Regions from separate parts of the Homo sapiens genome. Here region 1 is linked to region 2. A link is a loop called in an ENCODE intact Hi-C map of the cell type or tissue named here. Cell type or tissue: dorsolateral prefrontal cortex. All regions are shown on one strand. Links, peaks and the distances in the headings refer to the core of each region. The heading gives the core; the rest is flanking DNA. Region 1 has its middle 160 kb from the start of SESTD1. Region 2 overlaps ZNF385B (zinc finger protein 385B).

Region 1 (8,348 bases), core at 245-8,244, 320 kb before region 2:
TATTGAGAGCTTATTAAGTCCTAGATTCTGTACTAGCTGTACTAAATACATACAAAGATCCTATTAGATCATTTAGACCTTTAAGACTTCAATGAGGTAGAAACTATTATTATCAGAGGGAAAAACTGAGGACCAGAGAGGTTATGTGCCCTCAACTGACAGTGAGGGATGAAACTTGGATTCAAACCAGGAAGGGCGCATGCTTCTTACTCATTATATGACATATTGTCTCTCAACATAGCAAAAGGTCTTGGATTTTTAAACATATTAAAGCTTAATGGTTACAGGGAAAGCAATTTTTTTTTGCTCTGATGTGTCTGAAGCACTGTATCAGTTATGAATTCTTGGATGTAAGCTATAGAAATTGATCCTGGCTAGCACAAAGGGAAATGGGAATTTATTGGTAGGAGAAGACAGAACTACTTACAGAATCTAAGAAAAGATGAGAGGCTGGGTCTTGGGAAGGACAGTTTCAGGGATCTAGAGACAACAACTAGTGGGAAATGCTTTCAGGACACCACTGCCCAATGAAGGATCCCTAATTCTCTCCATTTCTCAAGCTCCAGTTTAGCAGCATGAACTTGGATCACATACCCAATGTAGCCAGTGGTGGCCTAGGCATACCTACACTACACAGATGGGGAGATGGAAGTCTCAGGTGATGGCCAGGTGCTGATTACCAGCATTAGTAATTAGGGGAAATGACTGCTAGGCAGGACATGCACTAAACAAGATATTCTTGAGAAATAATGTGTGATGTGAAGCAGGTGCTCAAGAGGATCTGGAGCGAGATGAGGCAGGAAAGCCAGAGAAAATAAATCAAATGGTAAATAAGGGTGCAATATAAATTGCTAATTTTTGAAAGAGAGTGGAACTAAAATGTCTTCATAGCTTTTGCAGCCCTGAAACTGTAAAAAATAAATAAATAAAATCTCACACGACTTTATGACAATATCAGGGAGCAGTTTTCCTGATGATGAATACGCCCTCATCTGATCCTCCACTCAGAATGAGGAAGTTCCAGTTGCTATGTGTAATTCAGCATCTAGAGATCCTTGTCTTTATAATATCATGGGCTGTGTGAGATCTAGGGCTGGTCCCAGGACAAACTGACCACTGTTGGTTTTACTTATTTTCAGTGAATTATCGGGAATCTAACCCTGCATTCAGGGCCCATTTTTCCTCAGCTGCTTTTTCATCTTAGTTCTGCATTACTAAAGACCATCACTGTTGGCTGTTTCGATCATTTGAATCATGTACTGGTATCTTCTTCCATTTCACTTTCTTTCTGAAACTCAGCTGTTTTTGGTTTCTTGTTCTCTGTCGTAGGTTCTCTCTGTTTTTCAAGGCAACAGCTAATCTAGAAATCTAGAAATTTTAAACACAATTCCTAACCTCCAAGGGAAAAAAAGAAAGTTAAATTGTAAACTCCTCTAAATGTAGGTCTTCTATTTTAAGCCCCCAAAGAAGACCAAGCTGAGCACTTATTAATTGCTCAGCAAGTCAATAAGTATGTTTGTAATTTTGGCCACCTCTCAGCTTCTCTGTTTCCTCATCTGTAGATTGTGATAAGATTACCTGGTCCTTCAGGTGCATTGGAAGGTGCATATGAGAATAATCACATTAAAATGCCTTGAAAAGTAAATGTTGTGTGTACAGTGCTTGTACTTTCTAGAAGCAGTACCTTCCCTATTGCCCCAAAGCAGTAAGTTATACCTTAGTCACCAAAGCAGTCACAGTGTTTGTTTCAGACAAAATAGGAAGAGAAAGAAACACTGATGCCGATAGAAGGATGAGGTGGTTAGTGGGACCTATTTGAAATAGGCAGCTTCTTAGTGACCCTTAAATGTCACTTTATAGGTGCTTAGCCATCTTACCTTCATGGAAGAGTCGGTGGGTTCCATAAATAAGTTGAACTATTGGATGGATTCTATTTATGAGCAAAATAAACTACTTAAGACACTTGGAGACATATGACTGGTACAAGTGGGAGAAAAGAATAGTTTCAAATGACATCTCAATGAGTATCAGCTTTAAACAGTATCTCAGCACACAACTAAAGGATGCCCTTAAGTTGGCCATCACAAATTCAAATTTGTTGACCATATTAAATTATTTCACAAGAGATTAAATGGAGTAAAAAAGATGTATAAGAAAAAAGCAAAAGAGGTAAATCAAATGAAAAATTAAAAGAAAGCACCAACTCACATATTAAGTTTTTAAATAAATACAATTAACATTTATATTTATTGAGCAGTTGTGATATACCATGCATTGTTCTAAGCTCATTGTATGCGACAATTCATTTAATCCTCATATCAATCCTATGAGGAAGGAATTATTATTGTCACTTACAGATGAGGAAACCAAGGCACAGAGAGGTTAATACTTTGCTGTAGGCCACACAGTAGGTGGTGGAACCAGAAGTTCCAGACAGGCAGTCTGCCTCCAGAACCTATGTTCTCAACCACTAAATAAGCTACATTAAAGTAAAGAAAGTGCTCTGTGAGTATCAAAGATCCATACAAAATCAAGGTATTATGATCATGGTTATATCTACAGTACTATTTTTTTCTGAGACAAGGTCTTACTCTGTTGCTCAGGCTGGAGTGCAGTGATAGGATCATGACTCACAGCAACCTTGACCTCCCAGACTCAAGTGATCCTCCCACCCCAGCCTCCTGAGCAGCTGGGGCTATAGGTATGCTCAACTGGCTGATTTTAAAATTTTCTGTAGAGACAGAGTCTTCCTATGTTTCCCAGGCTGGTTTCAAAACTTCTAGGCTCAAGTGATCCTCCTACCTTGGCCTTCCAAAGTGCTGGGATTACAGGCATGAATAATATTTTTCAACAGAATGTACATTAGAGATAATCTAGCTGAAATCCTATTTTGCGTCTAAGGGAACAGGACGGGTTAACTGACTTGCTCAAGTTTACAGGTGACCTAAAGTAGAGTCTAAATTTGTTCTATTTTAGTCATTGAATATTAATTTGTTCTATTTAAGATATTGATAGCAGCACCCCTGCAACATCCCCCACCATTATATGGAAAGCATAGATTCTAATAATTTTGTTGTAATTCTGTTTTTTGCCAACACCTTTATAAGGTAGTTCAATACATTGAAAGAAACAAAATGCCAGTAGACTAGAAGAGGTAAATACATGAATATAGAAGCAAAAAGACAACAATCTCTCAAGTACTGAGCCTGCTTTTGGGTGCAGATATATTCCTAAGATTCAGCAAGTCAGTGCAGCTTCCTACCACTGGACCAGGGGGAACATCTGCATGTATTATCCAAGACTGCCTCCCACTCCCATCCCCTCCAACACACTTATCTACATGCCTAGCCCTTCAGTATTCTCACCTTGGAAACACAGCCACTTACTCCACCACCCTTCTCAGAGTTGTGTTCGGAGATGTCTGCCTCAAGGGATGCTTTCAGTGTTTAACCGTCATGACAATATGAAATAAATAAATGCTAAAAAAATAATTAGTTGTAATAAACTGAAGTTTTGAAAGAACTTTACTCCAGAAATGCCCCTGTATCTTAGACTAACATTGTCCAGTACCAAATCCCAAATAATGATGTAAAGGAGGTAATTATCAGGTATAATGTACAAATGAGATCACTGTACCATTATACTCACATTTGGTTGGCTTGGTGCAGGTGCCCTTGCCTGGGTGAGTCCCCAGCTCCCCAGGCTTTGGTGGGTTCTCCCAGAAGTGTTCCACATGTGTGGCACCTCCATGGCACGTGCACTGTCCCACCTCTCTGCTGGGCATAGATGTCCACTTCTGGTGGCTGTCCTACGAGTGCCTGAGGTGAAGTGGGGGAGACCAAATCTTTCTCCTTGGAATGAATCCAGACACAGGAGGCCAAAGCAGTGTCACTTGGTGGCCAGTGCTACTGAATTGAGAACAGTGGCCTCCTTTCTGTCCAGGACCAGACCTGCATCCAGGGAAGTGGGCTGGAGACAGGGTAGGGATGCTGAGCTATTTCCAGTTAATTCTTGAGAAGCAGAAACTCTAAGGAAAGTGTTTCCCTGAGTCCACAGAACCATCAGTGGTGATCCACAGATGGGTTTGCTGGAATCTGAGAATACATCTGGTGTGGTATAAGAAATTGAGTGTTGCAAATGCATAGGTAAATGTTTTCTGTGGTATTGGACAGGGTCCAATACCAATACTTTCAGCAGGTTCTCAAAGGGGTCTATGAGCCAAAAAGATTAAGGACTGTCTCCCCCTCCAAGGCTTTGCTATCAGGTTAAGCTTCTCAACCCATAGCTGCTTCCTCACTTGCCAGGGGTCCTTTGGGCCCTTCCTCTTTGGGACAGCTGACTGTGAGAGAAGGCCATTTGCTCTGCTCTGCAAAGAGATTCCTCCCTGCAAATTCTCCAAATATGCCTAAATATGCCTGAACCCAATAGAAAACTATGGCTCCAAAAGACATCCTTGCTACATGAGTTTAATTAAATTTAGAAAGGTAGGTTTGCACATCTTATTGCCAGCCCTCCTGCGTTTGTAGCAGAGGTTGTATTATCATTTTAAAACAGCCTTGGGGAAAAAATTCTTTTTCTTAGAGAGAGTGACAACTTATTCTGGGGAAATAGCAAGAGTGGTAATGGAGAGTGTTGATTTAATTAGTTTTACTGCCTATCTGCATCGCCTGGGAACAGGTAAAATAACTAAATAAAATGGTAGCAGTTCATCTTCGTGATCCCCACAATCAAGTCAGAAGGAACTTACTAAATAATGGAAGCCACTGTGCAAGGCACAGTTCAAATAATACTAAGAAGGTTTTAGGTCCCAGGATTCAGAGGCACACCTGCCATGGGCCCTCTGAAACCAAAGTCTAAAGGGATTGCACACACCGGTTTAAAGCAATAAAATGGCTCCTGCCTGGGAGAAGGCACCTTTATGTTGGAGTAGTTGGTGATGGGAGGGGGCAGAGGCCAGTATAAAATTTGGGAGGAAACACTATGTCGATAAGAATCTCATATTTCTATAGTTTGTATTGATTTGTACTTAATCCCACCCTTTCCCTGTTTTTTTGCTTTGAAGTGGTTCAGTTAATTAAATGGCTTGTTTACCTTTTCAGACTTATGTCCTAGAACATCCTATTTTCTTCCAAACATCTCTGGAGAAAGCAGGAAACTGCTTCCCACTTACTTGCAGGGGCAGCAAAACAACAGGCTTTCTTTTTCCTTTGGCTGTTTTTGTTGTAACAGTTCCCATCTGCTTCCTAGAGAAGAAAAAGAAAACTGCATTGCATTCAACACATGCTGGATCAAGGTTTCACACTGATTATTGAAATTAGAGCCAAGCGCATTTGCAATTGCTCCAGACGGGTCCCTTTATCGACTGAACTGCTCTTAGGAGGGAGCTGTGCCGGGAAGTCAAGCTTACCAGCGTCAAAGCTCTAGCAGCTAAAACAGTGCACCCCCTGCTCGTCGAAAATGACTCCTGATCTTCCTAAATGCCAAACTGGTCTTGTCTCTAAGGATTTTGACTTATCCTAAATTGTCAAGTTCCAGCATTGCCTAATAGCTTAGCTCCACTCCCTGTGTTTGCTTTTAATGAGCAGTATTTTACCTACGTCTCCAGATAGTGAGAGTAGGCGAGCAGGTTGCGTGGAATCAACACCGACTGGGACACCTGTGGATGACTGCCTCCTGCCTCAGTTACTAGCAAATCAACCCCCACTTCTGCCTCCCTGCTCGCGGAGGCCCCCACAGCAGCTCCACCTGTTTGGGGATGCCAGGCAGCTTACATCTACCGGCTTTATTAGTTGGCTGGAAACCTGCTCTCCCCCTCCAGGTCCTGGCACTCACAGATGATGGGTCTTAACTTCTGGGTGTGACGGTATGCAAACACGTGCACGGCATCCTTCCATTATCTGTTGGTTTCTCTCTTCAGTGGCTAATTTGCCCGGGGGCTCTGTAATGGGAGTCCAGGCATGGAGTTCTCGGTGAACAGGATTGCATTTCCGTCTGCAATGCATGTTTCCAGCTTTATTTTAGAAAATGTTCTAAGGGATGCAGAAAAGGGAATCACCCTGCATTTCTCTGAGATAGTCATGGCCAGAGCACAACATATTAGAGTTATCAGGGATGTCCCTAAATGAGAAAGCCCTTTGCCAAGGGTTTGTATTTGGCTAGCAAAATTCAAAAGAAGGAAAGAGAAAGGAGGGAGAGAGTCTCTGTCTCATAAAATATGGTTACTGTCCTGCTGTTGTCATGCTCTGTGTGAGGTTCCCCCTGTGGCTCACTTTATAGAATCTGATAATGGCATGAGGTTTCAGAAAGAAAACCAGATGACATCACCCCATGGAAGCAAAATTCACACTCAAAGCAGATAGAGATGATTTTTAACCTGTTCGAGATTTCAACAGACATCATGATTCAGAAGCATCTATGACTTTTTAGCATTAGTGTCTCCAGTCGTCATTTACTATTATTTATTAAATATGTGGGATCATCTTTCCCTACCTTCATCACCATAAAGATATAGCAAATGGACTAGGGTATCCAAATACTGCTATGTGATCAGAAAGCCATTTCATGAAAACCAATTCACGATTTTCATAAATTTAATACATGCCAATTTCCCAGTAGAATGCTGGTTACAGAGGCTGGTGGGTGGAGGGAATGGGGAGACGATGGCGAAAGGGTGCAAAATCTCAGAAGGAATACTGTTTTTTTCTTTTTTTTTTTTTGAGATCTATTGAACAGTGTGGTGAATATAGTTAATAATAAGAGTACTGAACATTTCAAAATTGCTAAGACAGTAAATTTTAAATGTTCTGACCATAAAAAATGTTACTTATTTGAGGTGACAAATATGTTAACTAGCTTGATTTAATTATTCCACATTGGATTTATAAATCATGAAATCACTTTGTACCCCATAAACTTATACAATTATAAATTGTTGATTTACAATAAGATATTCTTAAAAATTCCTCTGGTAATTTTTGGAGCCAACCATATAGGAATGTGTCAATTGTGGGAGTTAATTAATTTTTTTTGTTGTACTGCCATCAATGGTGGGACAGATTACTCTGTACCACTTTAGGAATTTTATGTTTATATAAATCATTTTAGCAGACTAGTTCCTAGAGTTTATTCTTTTCCATCAGTTTAGTAATTAATAAAAATGTTCTTCTTTCCAAGTCCTCATGGACACAACGCCAAATAAGAATGGTCTGGAAGCCCACACATGGGTAAAATTGGAAGATAATCTGATTAAGAAAAGCAAAAATCATTTAATCAAAATCTATTCTCCTCTCCCACCACTCACACACCTACTTACCAGGTTTATTTATTTTTTCCCCTGAGCTTGGGAGACACATTTTGCTCTCAAATAGAAGTGATCTGGGGCACCAAATGCCTCTGGGCTTTATATTTGTGGTCCTTCTTCTGCTCTGAATAACAGAGGGTTTCAAGCCTTTTGATGATTGTTAGGTCTGCTCATGAAGGTCACCTGGGGAGTCTCTTTGTTTTCCTGTCAATGCCAGGGGCTCATCATTTTAGATTAGGATTTAGTTGATCTAATGATGAGGGCATGGCTTTGATATTTTTTGGAATCTTCACAGGTAATTCTTAGCTAGGTTGAGAGCCCCTAGATTAAACTCATTTCAGCATTATCAGAAGGAGAATAAATCAGTTCAAGTTAAAACAAAGAGGCAAATGAAGGTAAAAGGAGCCTACTACCCCAATAACTGACTTTGCTTTCTTTGGGAGTCTTAATAATATCCTTCAGAGCCAGGTGGGAGTCTCATTTATTTCAGTATTCTTAGCACAGCACCTGAACATTTTATTTGTAGAATGAATTAAGAAGATTATGATTTATTTTCATGTTATAATAGTGATTCATAATAAATTTCCAGAAATCATTTATATGACATCCTCAACTTACAAACACTATGGAACAACGAAAAGTAAGAAAGAAAAGAAATGCTGTTGAGCAGCCAAAATAGATGTCAAAAAGACTAGGATGATTCTAGTACACTTTATTTCTGGGAGCATCCCTCAGGCTGCTCTGGGAGCTCTGTTCCTTTTTTACACACAGTTTTAACAGTCTTCTTCTCTGATTTCTCCATTCGTAGAAACTAAAAAGGGTAAAAAAATGACTACTTTGCAATTTGACACTAAAAAAATTATGCATTATAAAAGTAAATAGGGCCGGGCATGGTGGCTCACGCCTATAATCCCAGCACTTTGGGAGGCCGAGGTGGGCGGATCACAAGGTCAGGAGTTCGAGACCAGCCTGGCCAATATAGTGAACCCCGTCTCTACTAAAAATACAAAAATTAGCCGGGCATGGTGGCAGGTGCCTGTACTCCCAG
Region 2 (8,348 bases), core at 145-8,144:
CTTTTTTATTTAGAAAGTAGGTAGAGTTTCCAGATGCAATACAAGACACTTAGTCCAAGTTGAATTTCAGCTAAACAACTAACAATTTTCAATATTAAGTATGTCCCAAATATTGCATTGGATATATACTAAAATATTATTTATTGTTTTAGCTAAAATTCAAATTTAACTCAGAGTTCGATATTTTTATATACTAAATCTGGAAACCCTAAAACTTGAAGTTCCTAGTTCATTAATAGGAAGTAGGAAAAAAAGTAAGTGAAAAGACTGAAAGTAAATAAAGCTTTAAGGTAAGAAGCAACTTTCTCACTAAAGTATACTCATCTTAGCAACATACCTCAAAAGAAAGTACAAACTCTATAAATTGCCCAAATTATTGTTGGATTTATACAATCAGGAAAGCCAAATTTGGATAGTACTTTCATTTTGCAATCATGTTTCTCAACTAAAACAGGTTTGTATCTGCTATTTTTTGTAACTAGTCATTTTTAAGAACTGCTGAAGAATAATTCAAGATGCTATACCTTAATACAAAAGTGAAAAGATGCAGGCAAATCACTGAGATTTATATCCTCATGATTTCATAAATCCTACTACTTCTGAAGGAGAAATTGCTACTAAGACTTCAGGCAGATATGCCAAATTAATCCCTTCTTTCTTCTGAGTGAATGTCCTATGTTCTATGTAATACGACAAATGTCACTATTCTAAGAGAATTCTAACATTCTAAAACTTTTTTAAAAAGATTTTCATTTATTAAACATGTTATATCATCAGGAATTTCAAAGAGAAAATGTCAATGCCCTCTAAGTTTCTAATTCTCAACCCACAAATTCAATTTGTTTCATGGGCTTTGGGGAATTAATAAATATGAGATATTTATTTGTAAGTCAAAATCTAAAACTGAGTCCCCCTGACAATCTGATGATGATTTGTGACATAACATTCCCAAAAGAAGAAAAAAAAGTTTCACATTTTGCTTCATCTAAAAACACAAAATTGTTTTCTAATTATAATGGCACATATTACACTCTGTATTTCAATAATATTTTATCTTGACTCTTTACATGTGTAATCACTTAACCCAGGCAAAGATCTAATAATTAACAAGAAAAAAATCATGAAATTCAGGATTTATGAAGTGTTTTCAGTTCCCTTGTCAAGACCACATGAGGGAAAAAGTATAATAGCAACATCCAAATATGTACTCTATTCCACCTGCATATCCATTACCACAATGCAAAGAATCAGCACAAAAATAAATACTCCACTAAATGTCCTGGTAATTTTGATCACCTCTATTTCAAAATGCATTATTCAACCAGGGTTATCTTCTGATAGAAAGAGAAGGTTAAGGAAAGCATTCTTAGCACATTGACAAATGCATTTCATTTTTATTATGTGGAAACAAACAAAAACTGTATTTAATATTAATATCATTTTAGCATTTGAGAGCTTTTGCTTTTCTAAATGAGATGATTGCATGAAAGAAGGCATTTTTTGGGTCAAATTTCCAATGTATCTACAGGTTGTTTTAATTTCATTATTTAACTCGCCGTACTCATAGCACATACACGTACAACTAAGTACAAATCGCTTATATCAAATATAAGATGTATTAAAGCCTTTCCCTCTCTCCAACAGTGCTCTAGGATGCATTACCAGGCAAGCAGATAAGTGTAATGATGAATTGCATAATATGGCCAACATTAATAGAGTGGTTTTCTACAAATGTATTGCAAAAAATAAATACTTCACATTTCAGAACATAACTATTTGGATGTCACATGTTAGCAAAGGACAAAGTGGCAGATATTAGCAACTTTAAATCTGTAGGTCCTGGATTAAACAATATAAAGGAACTTGAGAGAAATGACAATGCATCTAGAGCACAGATGAGGTTGAAGGTAAGAGTCTATTCTTGAGGGTCTAATTAGGTTCTTCCCATCTCTCCATTTTTTTTTTTTTTTAAATCATAGAGACGCCTTAGCAGAAGCTATCGGCTTTGACAGTACACCGAAATCCTGGCAGTGAACCATAAATTGACCATTACCATAAAAAGAGCTGCTAAACGAGAAACCATGTGCTCAGTATAAAACTAATTTCATGCTTTCAAAAGCACACAGTGGCTTCTAGCAAGATAGTGGCCCTGGGACTTGCCGAGACAGATTGGTGAACACAAATGGTTTGCTCCTGATGCGTCTGCTTAGCCAAGCTTTACGTGTACTGGCAGTAAAAGAGGTTCTCGAGCCTTCTATCAAACAAATACACACTTAGCTATAACTTTAAAGCTGAAAGCTATAAAACAGCTGCCTCAAATAAATATAGCAGGAAAAACACATACACTTATATACATACACACCCCATGTGCCATGCTAGCTGCTTCCAATCAAAGAAAAATAGATTCCCCTGCCAACCTAATATACTAAACAGACACTTAATAAGCACAATGCTATTTAATACATTATAACCCTCACACTCCATTCATGCTTAGAAACACCAGAATTAGAGTTTAGCCAAGCCTAAGCAATAGCACTCCATCTACTTGGAGGCTAACTTTGTGTCTGCCCTTATCTAGTTGGCTTTCAAATACCATATACTTACAAGGCTACATCAAACCTTTCCAAGCATGATGATCTAGTAATTTAACCTCTCCAGGTGAGCACAGGTATTTTATTTATATTTAAATGATACAATCTGCTACATTTAAAGCATCTCAGCTAATAAGAACACACTTCATGAAGAAATACTGTTAATTTCCTCCCATTCTCATTCGGCACACAGTCGTTAGAAATTAATTACTGTTGGTTGTCCAGTACATGACCGGTCATAACTTTTAATTATTAATAATGTCTAGCTTCACAAGTTGTCAACTCCAGTATGTAATCCACATCACTTACTTTCTTAGTTATCTCGAAACATGACTTGTCTCCTCCTATCTGTCTTTCATGTCAAAGATTCTACAAAGTACATTTTGTTTATAGCCTTTTTAATAACATCTGAAACACATAATAACACTGCTAATTACCTACTTTCAGTAATGGTAGCAAATTGCATAATATCACTGACTTGTTCAGAATGTTTAAAATGCAAAGGAAGTCACCTACTGGTAAGATGTCCTCGGCAAACAGCTAGCACAGAAAGAAAGGGATGGTTATCACACCCATGTAAGGAGTTACTTCGCAACAAAATTAAAGAATCATATATTTTGCTCTTCAGCTTTGCTCCTTCAGATGTGTCAGCACAATGTGATAAACACAATTGAGGACTCCACAGGATTCAGCATAACATACAAAAGAATCTGTTACTGACATCCCAGACCCCAGCATCCAAGTTTTAGAATAAAAACGCTCACCTCTGCTAGGAAGTCCACTCCACATCCTGGCAGGGCTCTCACCAGCTTCAAGAGCAACCAAGTTGGATAAACAAAACTTCCAGTATGTGACCAGGATAATGCACAGCGCTACCGAGACTTGGCTCCAGCCCTGATTATCTGTGTGACAGCACCACGTTATATCAGTGCCGCTCCAAGCCTTCCCAGTTGCTGGCTTATTGCACTGCTCATTGAAAATCCTTTACATGCTGGCAACATTTTAGGGAAGGACAAGCACACTCTGAGTCATTTGTAAAGAAAGCAGAGCAATTTCAATTCTATATCTCCATGTGTGCTGAAACCAGAAGCACTGTCAATGTACAAGTCTGAGGTGGATTTATGCTGAGAAACAGGCAACCTAAGCCTTCATTATCAATGCATGAAATCAGCCACTGTGATCAAATTCAAGCAAACCACAAGAAGGATGTGATTATGAAAGTCTCCACAGATTTAGCACCAAACCTTGTGGAATAAAGAATCATCTATTGAAATTGTGTAAATGTTAAAAATAGCTCTGGCTTTTCAACAATGAGCAGGATACAGGGAAGAAATCAGTAGTCTATATTACGAGGACTTATAAAGGCTGCATAAATCAAAATAGCTGTAGGTTCCTGGGACTTCGCTATAGACAAATGAAATCACTGGAGACTATGACAATTATAACAAAAATAATTCCATATATTTGACATAGATGTCCATTAAAGGGCAAATCAAACATCCTTTAACTCCTAAGTGCCCATCTCTAAATTAAAATAATGGTGATAGTTAAAAATGTGCGATGCTATGCTAGCACCAGGACAAAATACCATCAATTTTATTCTAAGATAATTTCATAAACAATAGAGATTTAAATCTATTCTGTGTAACAATAAACATGCAAGATAGATATTTTAACACTATAATCTTTGCTCATTATTTTAAAAAATCTATAGTTCATTAAACCCATGTATTTTTATCCCAACTACCCCCAAATTTATACTTTTGCTTTTTATAATCCTTTCTGTTTTGTTACTAAAATATAAGATGCAAGAGCTACTGGACATCGTCTTTAGAAGACACAAGGTCAGAAAGCAGTATTAGATATACCCCAGAAATACATATACCCCAGAAAGCAGTAGCAGTGCTTTGAGATCACAAAATATACAGATTTGACATGTGCATGCAAACTGCAAAGCAAAAAAGAAATAAAATGTTTATTAAAAATCACAAAAGTAAACTGGAAGAAATTCCTAGGAGGCAACATTGACAACACATTTAAGGTTCTATTCAATTTTTTAAAAAGGGTTTTAGGTTCTCATTGAGACTCTGAAGGCCAGACAAACTAGAATCCAGTAAAGGCAATTCCTGATTTGAGGATCTCCTATAAATGACTGGGTTCAGTTCTAGTAATCCTACCAGCTCTGAGATGACACATTTAGAAGTGTCTACAATATGAAACATCTGTGTAAAACTAAGCAGCACACATTTACGTAACACAGCATTCTGGAGCAACATTAAACACAGCACTCTCATGGGCATTCTCACTATGTCCCCATATGGAAAGTTGACTCCTTACGGGCTGCTGGTTAGATGCCCTTGCTTGGAGACAGATTAGACACACGATTGGATATGCACATGCGTGTGCGTATACATATACCTATGCCATTGAACACAATTGCCCCTCACAGTCACTTTTGCCACCTGAATTCTATTTGTCACCTGAAGCCCCTAGGGCAACATTTGAATGTATTATGAGAAAAGGCATTGGGCATCATTGACTTTGCAATTGTTCAGTGTCCTCTCTCTCTTCTGTCCTCTCTGCCTCACCCAACACACACATAAACTTTCCTTCGAAAATAGTCATAGGAATAGTTCATGAGAGATTGTATGCCTAAAAATCTTTTTATTATTACCACACATGAAGCTCCCTAGTAATAAGATAAAAGTTTAAAATTAAACCAGGATATTTGATTATACGCCAATCCCTTATCTAAAACCCTTCGGGCTTGATGCATTTCAGAATTCAAACGTTTTCAGATTTTAGAAAGGTAATACTCTACGTATGCCAGGAATTATATAATGCCTCCAGTGGCAGATGTTATATAATGCCGCACTGGGGTCTGGGGCAACAACTCTATAATCAGACACATTAACATTCTATAGCAAAACCTGTGCATATTCATACTCATTGGGATAAATAAATGCTATAATTTAAGCTCACATTAGTTCATGTCACGTTTTCCCATCAATATGAATTATAAAATCTTCCAGTTCTCACTGCTTCTTGGATTTCGGAAATTGCAAGTAAGAGATTGTGGACTGTATAAATGTTTACCTAAACTGCTAGAAAGTTATGGATTGGGAAATGGTACCTAAGCAGATGTTCTCTTGCTTAGGCAAGAAATCTGGAGGGTAGTGTTACTTTAATGGATGGGCAAAAATATGAGGGAAGGTGCTGTTAAGAATGAGACACAAAGCAGAGCAGATATGTGGCAATAATGCACGATGACAAAACTAGGACATGGAAAAGATAGGCAAGAAGAAGCCACTTAAAATGACTGAATCAAAAAAAAATACAAAACATAATAATAATAGTACTCATTGATCACCTAAACTCTATACCCACTAGTGTGAAAGGCACTTGACATAAGTATTTTTTTAGCAACCTACCTTAATTTTCAAAAGGAAATTTTAAAAGGACACATGTATTTCAGAGGGAGGCAAAACATTGGGTTATCTCACCCTCTTCTCATTGTACCCAAAAGCAAAATATCCATAATGTTAAACAGTGCATGTGACACTGTCAGACACAAACAAAAAAATAACCTTTGCCTTATGAAGTAAAGATTTCTGTTTTATTTGTATATGCTATAAACTACTTGCAATAGAGGTTCTTTAAAATCAGTTTTAGAAAAAAGTAGCAATATTTTCTGCCATCAAGAGCCAACTGTTTAGTTTTAAAATCCATTTTAAAAACAAATGTTCTCAAAAAACAAGAATAATGTGTTGCATTTGCTTGGAGTCTTTCTTATGACTACACTTCCCAAATAAATACTTTTCTTTCAGTACATTAAAGAACTTTAATATAGCAGAGCATTGACACTACACTTAAGATTTTGGGTCAATAGAACATCCGCTGTCTTCAAAGAGCATTTCCTGGGTGCCTTTTGGGGCCTAGACCTGCACTGGGGAAGTGTCCAGGTGGCATTTATGTGAAGAGGGGTCTTTCTATTCACTGAACAAACTAGACTGGAATGTGTGGCTCTTAGTATCTAGAACACAATCACAAAGTCATTTTCTATCTGAAGAAGGAAACTGCATTTATTTTTTTGACAATACAACATAATTTGGTGAATTCTTCTTTTTTTTAGCAACCAAAATGGTGCCCTGAAGGTTTGATGGAGTTACAGCAGCTTCCAAAAGTAACTTACTATCCTATAAGATGAGTAACACTTCAGGGCTATGATTTAAAAAAAAAGCTCCCTATACCTTTCACATCAAGTCCATTAAATAATAGATAAATACTCAGTGTCTACAGGACAACAGTCTCTGGATTGCAGTGCAGGCTCACCAGAGGGCAAGCTCTTGAAATGAAGTGTGTTAACATTATGTGTGAGTGCCAGCACACTCTGCCCATTAAAAAGTACAATATCCAGCCCTTCCACCTCCTCCAAACTCCATGTAATCAGAAGAGCAAATATGTTTCACAGCTGGCCCAAAAACCAGCTCGAGAAAAACCATTAGGTGCCAAGGACATATACCAACCATATGGTCAGCTGTAACATTCCAGAGGGATGTCTAACCCAGAACACTGTCCAACAGCCTCCTTGGCTGTAACACTGTTAAGATGTGAAAGTCAAATGTCTGTGTGAAGAAAGCTGGTCAGTCCAAGTGAAAATACATTCATCCCCCCAGTGGAAATTGAACTCACTAATTACCACTGGGCTTGGCTCACTACTGAAAACCCTTCTCCCCAGATTAGTTTAAAATGGGTAACACTTCTATTCCAGGCAGACACCAAGGTTTTAAATATGCCTTTGATGATTTAAATCACTCAGACATGTAAACACTTGCCATGATTGTCTAAGACTCAGTTTCCACACTGAAAGGTGTATTTGGTTTTCAAAATCTAAAAACCAAGACTTAATATTAAGCAACTCTTATCTTTTAATACATATAATATGTAAAAGTTTATATTCAGAAGCATTCTTAAAGAAAAAGATAATCCGTCCTTCACTAAAAAAGGGTCAACCACTCCTTTTAATCATTTTATCAAACTTCCATTCAAACTCTTTTATGTATCAATCCCTTAGAGTTCTGTACTTAATCCACACACTTGTATAATCCACACCCTTGTTTGACAGTTTTTAACCACATGTACAGAATATGGAGATGTTCTATAATGACTTTGCCAAGTCTATGTCAGGTATAGTTTTAGATTTCTGACACCATTGAAAACGGCTGGAGCTCTGTCTCAAATTCAAAGCATTTGTGCAGCAGGAGGTGGTTAGAGTTGTAACTTGAGACTTCATCCTATTTCCAAAATTCTCTACTCTCATTCCCAAGGAACTTCAATCTCAATAAACCCTACAATATCAGTCTCAATTAAATTTATCTGGGGAGAACAGATAAAGGGTACCAACTCTTATCCTTGCTTTGAAGAATAGAGTCAGGATTTTGTAAAATACTTGGAAACTAAACAGTGATCAATTCTCAGTAAGACAATGACTTAGAAAAGTATATCAGTATTCCTTCTACTATATGTATCATCACCAGGTCTGAAGTACTACAAGTGAGAGACAATTCCTGAGTGCTCTTATAAGGACCTGTGACTTATACAAAGAAAAGCGGATGCCCTATTTTCAAAGGTGTAATCTGACATATTTTGACCAAGGCCTTTTCCCCTTCTAAGTCTGTCCCTTCACTAAAAACCATAAGTCATATGGGCTCTATCCAATACATGGATTGTATAATAATTATTCTATGAAACGAGTTT

Evidence for each region. Hi-C counts contacts between places; a loop is a spot of excess contacts. Peaks named below come from ENCODE experiments on the same cell type or tissue, not always from the same donor. Only the 100,000 strongest peaks of a DNase experiment are listed, where the experiment ranks them.
Region 1: a loop joins it to region 2, with 4 times the contacts of the local background. A loop is called at or near these places in 93 of 110 quality-filtered maps.

What each region holds. Positions count from the first base shown.
Region 1 is chr2:179,423,506-179,431,853 of GRCh38, forward strand. No RefSeq gene overlaps it. Among named protein-coding and RNA genes, the nearest start is that of SESTD1, 160 kb to the left of the region's middle. RefSeq lists an enhancer at 5,727-6,227. In dorsolateral prefrontal cortex, for the core only: no CTCF peak of the experiment used is centred there; no DNase peak of the experiment used is centred there; H3K4me3 peaks cover 1,068 bases; H3K27ac peaks cover 280 bases.
Region 2 is chr2:179,742,358-179,750,705 of GRCh38, forward strand. The region is part of intron 3 of ZNF385B (zinc finger protein 385B); the gene reads right to left. Among named protein-coding and RNA genes, the nearest start is that of MIR1258, 110 kb to the right of the region's middle. In dorsolateral prefrontal cortex, for the core only: no CTCF peak of the experiment used is centred there; a DNase peak (open chromatin) is centred at 3,484; H3K4me3 peaks cover 1,954 bases.